Linked DNA regions of Homo sapiens: region 1 is linked to region 2. The links are chromatin contacts, found by Hi-C or POLR2A ChIA-PET in ENCODE. All regions are on one chromosome and are shown on one strand. Each heading gives the region's core, a stretch centred on a gene start or an enhancer-like site at or near the end of the contact. The rest is flanking DNA. Distances are from core to core; before and after follow the strand shown.

Region 1 (2,700 bases), core at 196-2,695, 43 kb before region 2:
ATCTGGGCCGGAGAGCACTGTCCCTCACAGCACAGTTCCTCAAGGCTTCCCTTGGCTAGAGGAGGGAGTTTCACAACCCCTTGCACTTCCCAGGTAAGGTGACGCCCCGCCCTGCTTCTGCTTGCCCTCTGTGGGTTATAGCCACTGTGTAACCAGTCCCAGTGAAATGAACCGGGTACCTCAGTTGGAAATGCAGAAATCACCAGCCTTTTGCATTGGTGTCGCTGGGAGCTGCAGACAGGAGCTGTTCCTATTCGGCCATCTTGCCCAGGAATCAAAAATTAATTTTAATAAAAAATTTTAATTGACAAATGATAATTGTGTCCATATTCATGGTGTACAACATAGTGATGTTTCAATACATATAATGTATGATGGATGATCAGACCAAGGTAATTAGCATATCCATCATCACAAACATTTATCATTTCTTTGTGTTGGGAACACCCAATATCCTTTTCACTATTTGAAAATACATAAAATATTAATTCTAGTCATCCTGTAGTGGTATAGAACACTATAACTCATTCCTCCTATCTAGCTGCAATTTTGAGAAGGATTTTTATGTTAGCTCTCAGGGCACATAGCCTCTTATTAGGATAGGGAAGACTGGACAAGTCTGTGGCCTAGATATCTCTATGTGAGGGATGCCTTTCCATAAAGACTCAGGGGCTTATGATGGCAGAAAGTCCTATATGTACATCAGAGATGTAGTAGCTGACATCAGTAAGGATCCTGTATAGAGCACAGTCCCCAGAGTGAGACTGCCTTGGTTTGAATTCCAGCTCTGCTACTTATCAGCTTGGACAATTGCTTAATCTTTCTCAATTCTCCATCTGGGAAATGATGATAAATACTTGTACTCACCTCCTATGGTTACAGAAAGGTTAATTGAACTATTTCATCCAAAATGCTTAGAAACATTGCTTGACATATTTTAAGACTCAAAATGTTGTTGTTGTTATTGTTGTTGTGCATATGTATAGCAATAGAACTCAAATAATTGAGTAATACATTTGGTGTATTTGTTTCTTAGGGCTGGCCTCAACAAAGTGCTACCAACCGAGTCACTTAAAACAACAGAAATTTATTGTCTCACAGTTCTGGAGGCCAGAAGCCTGAAATCAGGATGTAGGCGGGGCCTTCTTGCCTCTGAAACCTCTAGAAGTAGATCCTTGCCTCTTCCAGCTTCTGGTAGCTCCAGGCCTTTTTTTGGCTTGTGACAGCAAGATTCCATTTTCTGCCTCCATCTTTACATGGCCTCTCTGATTCTGCCTGTGTTCAAGTGTTTCTTTAATTATAAAGACACCAGTTATATTGGATTAAGGCCCATCCCAATCAAGCGTGACCTGATTACATCTGCAAAGATCCTATTTCTAAGTATAGTCACATTTGTGGCTACCAGGGGTTAGGTCATCAACATATTTTTGGTGGGGGGTAGAGCACAGTTTAACCCATAATATCTAGAACAGAGACATTCAAAGTAGAGGAACTGGATGTACCAGAAGCAAGCAGAGGGCACTAATGGAGTTGGGGGTGAGGTGGAAGATCTAACAAAAGCTGATATTTTGACATTTAACTAGTGAATAGGCCTAGAGGTTTCTCTGAATAAATGATACACCCAAATCAAACCTCAGATAAGGGAAAACAAGATTTCTGTCCCCTGGGATGGGTGTAAGGGGCAGAATTTGGACTTAAATCCTAGAGGAATCAGGGTATTGAACAGATTCTCAAGATGTAAGCAGTAGACTTACACTTGGCACTTACCCTGTTCACTTTTGGAAATGTCTTTCCTTAAACATGGGATAAATGGCATCTTGGCAATTTCAAAGTGTTAATGTACTATTAACAACCTTCATAAAAACAGCATTGTAGATTGTAGTTGCCTGGCCATTTTCCAACACAGGTAGATTTTACTTATGTAAGGTGTTTTTGAGATCTTCTGGGAATGAGAATGTGTTTATTTTCTGTTTTTGATACTTAACTAAGTTTGCTTTGTGTAGCCAATAGGTATTGTCTCATCTCGAGAGCTTTACTGGTGGATAAATATGAGTTCGTCAGGTTTTTGAAGTGTTTAAAGATACAATGAATAAAAGGTGCATCATAAAAAGAGGTCTATTATCATAATCTCTGTATCTGTACGATCAGAATTTCCATAGTAATCAGTCTTGATTTCCTAAATACAGGATTATGACTGTAAGTGAGAAGCAATAATCTCTGAAATATTAAGGAAATTCATCTTTTGTATCTTAGTAAAAAAGTATTTTGTGAATACCATATTAATGACAACTGTGGAAAGAGAAATATGGAAATTGTACTTAACTTAGAATTTTCTAATCCTTACAGGAATTTGAATCAACGAAGATTAGATCATCCCCTAAGTGGGTTTTTATATAGTTGTTTCATTTCCAGTTTTCCATGCCTTTTTAACACTTGATCTTTGTATGAAAACTACTGCCATATTCAGAGACATGAGTCATGGTACTTAAAATGTTTTCACCATATTTTAGACATCACAGGATACTACAGTAGGAGAAGAGTAGTCTCTTGGCATTCACAATTTTTACATTGTAAGATTTGACCTTTCACAGTAGTTCATTACATGTGTTAATTTAACTCATGCATTATTCTAGCAGATTTCTCAGCATATGAATTTCATTTTGGCTTTTCCTTTAAAAATATTGTGTATAAATTTACCTG
Region 2 (2,700 bases), core at 176-2,675:
TATCTTCAATGTGTTTTATAATATAGTAATTTTTTAAAAATATTTTTTATAATGCTTTATGTTCCTAAGATAATAAATACCCTTAGGACAGAAACCTGCCTTGAACTTATACCGCCCCTCCCTGTAGCTAATACTGTCTTCTAACAAATGGAACAATCATCACTGGGCCTCTGCTAAATTACTGGGGAATAAGTGATTTTTCATCTCTTTGGGGTGTTTAGGTGTTAGCAATATGCTTTTCCTGCCGTTCTCTCTCTCTCGCTCTTTCTCTCTCTCTCTCTCTGTGTGTGTGTGTGTGTGTGTGTATATACGCAGTGCTTTTCAGCTTGAACATTTTGTGATTTGTGATAATTTCCATTAAAAAGCATAAAAGTGGAACAGAGTTTCTGTTTCTCTTTTCTAATACTATTAGAAACTTCTGTATATCCTAGGTAAATAGTTCAGCAACAGTGGGAATCTAGATGATATTCAAGTATTGTCTAGATCTATGAGGAAAATGTTGGTATTTCTTTGAAAAGCTGAGTATATGATGGCATATGTTTTGAAAATGTCTGAAGTTTTTCTTCAAAATGAATTCCCTCCAAGTCAATAATGCAAATACTCCTCACTTAATGCTGTTAACCTAGCAAATTGGCACTTGATTAATTTTATTTTTTTCAGATTTCCAATAAAAATCAGGTATATATTTTCATGGGGAAAAACTTAGCTTAAACACATAAGGGTATCAAACTTAGTGTGACGAAAATATTTTAAAATTATTCTTTCTTAAGAATAGTGTAAGTTGTTCCAAAAGGGCAAATAAGAAAGGGCAACTAAGTCGTTTACCAAGGGCAAAAAAGTGACAGACATAGTCAGGCAACCTGTCTGACAGTGGTAACAAGACAGTATACTTCTATACAGAGGCATTGCGAAGGCACAAGGAATTTAAGTGAAGGCCTCAAAAAAAGAAAAAAGATAGGGAAGGAACATTTATTGAGAACCTATTCTGTGCCCCTTAGCTGGGCCTTTTATAGCTAATATATACCAAACAAATCTGCTGTTTTTGAAAGACCAACCAGTATCTCTGAAAGTAAAGTGGTTTTTTCTTTGTTTTTGTTTTTGTTTTTTTTCTCTGACACACACTTACCTGGAAAGGTCGTATATTCACTTTTCTTTAAGCAGAACAGAAGCCTTTGAAGACACATGTTGGTCAACACCTGATTCTGGGTACCAGATGGGCATGTTTCCATGCAGAGACTGGGCCATCCTCTCCAGTTTCTAAGATACACTCATGTTCATCAGTTAGATGTTTTATTTATTGAATTGACTGGGGACAACTAGGAAGTGGAGGCCCCATGATTATCTCCTCTTTTTCTCCCTTTCTCTTACAAAACACACTACACATGGGCACATGAACAGAGACTGTTTTCAGTTTCAGATCCCTTTTTGCCAAAGAACTGAATCTTTTTTATAGTCAGTATCTCTATAACTGTATGTTATCTTTCTTTTTTTTTTTTTGAGATGGAGTTTCACTCTTGTCGCCCAGGCTGGAGTGCAATGGTGCGTTCTCGACTCACTGCAACCTCCACCTCCTGGGTTCAAGCGATTCTCCTGCCTCAGCCTCCCGAGTAGTTGGGATTACAGGCGCCCACCCCTAAGCCTGGCTAGTTTTTTGTATTTTTAGTAAGAGACAGGGTTTCACCACATTGGCAAGGCTGGTCTCGAACTCCTGACCTCAGGTGATCTGCCCGCCTCTGCCTCCCAAAGTGCTGGGATTACAGGTGTGACCCACGATGCCCGGCCAACTGTATGTTATCTTAATGATAATTTTTTCCTGTTGGTCAGGGAATTTGTACAAAATGTGTAACACAGAAACTATCTTTTCTTTTATAATAAATTATTTGAATAACATACATTACTAGAATGTTTCCCTGCAGTGCTATTTTTATAATTGATGAATGTTTTCAATGGTATATAGTTTAAGTTCTAGTGAATATTTGCAGTTTGAATATTGGTTTTCTGTACCTTGATTTGCATTGTCAAAAATTTATTTTTATAATACACATTTGTTTCATTAAAAGTTCTTAGAGCAGAGACATAATGACTGTAAAAGGTTTTTCAGGTTTAATTTATGATTTGAATTTCATTTATAATGAAGTTATTTGAGTTTGAGACTCTTAAAAGACAAACATAATTGTATATTGGATGTTTTATTTAGTCAAGATAGATAAGTCTTAAGATAAAGTTCTGCTGATCATATTTAAAGGACAAATTCTAAAGCCTTGTGAATATCCATAATTTTGTTTAGGTTTTGAATGATATAATCATCTTATTGTACCCATAATGTTAGATAAAGCAATAACTTGATTTCCCACCGTATGGGAGGAGTCTTAAATCTGGGAGATTATAGAAACAAAAATAATTAGGAGGCAGAAGAGAGCATATGTATTCTCTTCTGCCTGCAAACTCAGTTATCTCTGTTGTATACACATACATGCACACATATGCACAAATGGTGCAATATTTGAGAAAATTGAGACTTATATTTTAAATTCATTATCTTGTTATAGTTATGCTCCGTTCACTTTGTCTTTAAATGTAGACTTTTAAAAATTTATTTTTCTGAGAGTGGACACTTTCCTAATGTTTTATAATGGCTTATGTTTTTTCCCCCAGTTCATGCACCTCAACCCCTTTCTGATTATGTAAAAAGTACAGCTG

Evidence for each region. Hi-C counts contacts between places; a loop is a spot of excess contacts on that map. ChIA-PET counts read pairs that join two places held with the same protein, here RNA polymerase II (POLR2A). Pooled maps may share reads with other maps.
Region 1: a map of B cell shows a loop between it and region 2 (5-fold over the local background). The contact joins two enhancer-like sites. A Hi-C loop is called at or near these places in 2 of 168 maps with a recorded cell type or tissue (B cell and naive thymus-derived CD4-positive, alpha-beta T cell), 1 of 37 single-sample maps with no recorded cell type and 1 of 50 pooled maps. POLR2A ChIA-PET finds 5 or more read pairs at or near these places in 5 of 52 experiments (BJ, CD4-positive, alpha-beta T cell, HEK293 and 2 more).

What each region holds. Positions count from the first base shown.
Region 1 is chr4:101,126,021-101,128,720 of GRCh38, reverse strand. The region is part of intron 2 of PPP3CA (protein phosphatase 3 catalytic subunit alpha); the gene reads left to right. Among named protein-coding and RNA genes, the nearest start is that of MIR8066, 110 kb to the left of the region's middle. RefSeq lists a silencer at 1,399-1,448. Within about 2 kb of position 1,445, at least 3 of the 41 ENCODE cell types and tissues checked have a DNase peak (open chromatin) inside an H3K27ac peak, as active enhancers do; they include B cell and OCI-LY7, where a contact is called at or near this core.
Region 2 is chr4:101,083,441-101,086,140 of GRCh38, reverse strand. The region is part of intron 6 of PPP3CA (protein phosphatase 3 catalytic subunit alpha); the gene reads left to right. Among named protein-coding and RNA genes, the nearest start is that of MIR8066, 160 kb to the left of the region's middle. Within about 2 kb of position 1,425, at least 3 of the 41 ENCODE cell types and tissues checked have a DNase peak (open chromatin) inside an H3K27ac peak, as active enhancers do; they include B cell and OCI-LY7, where a contact is called at or near this core.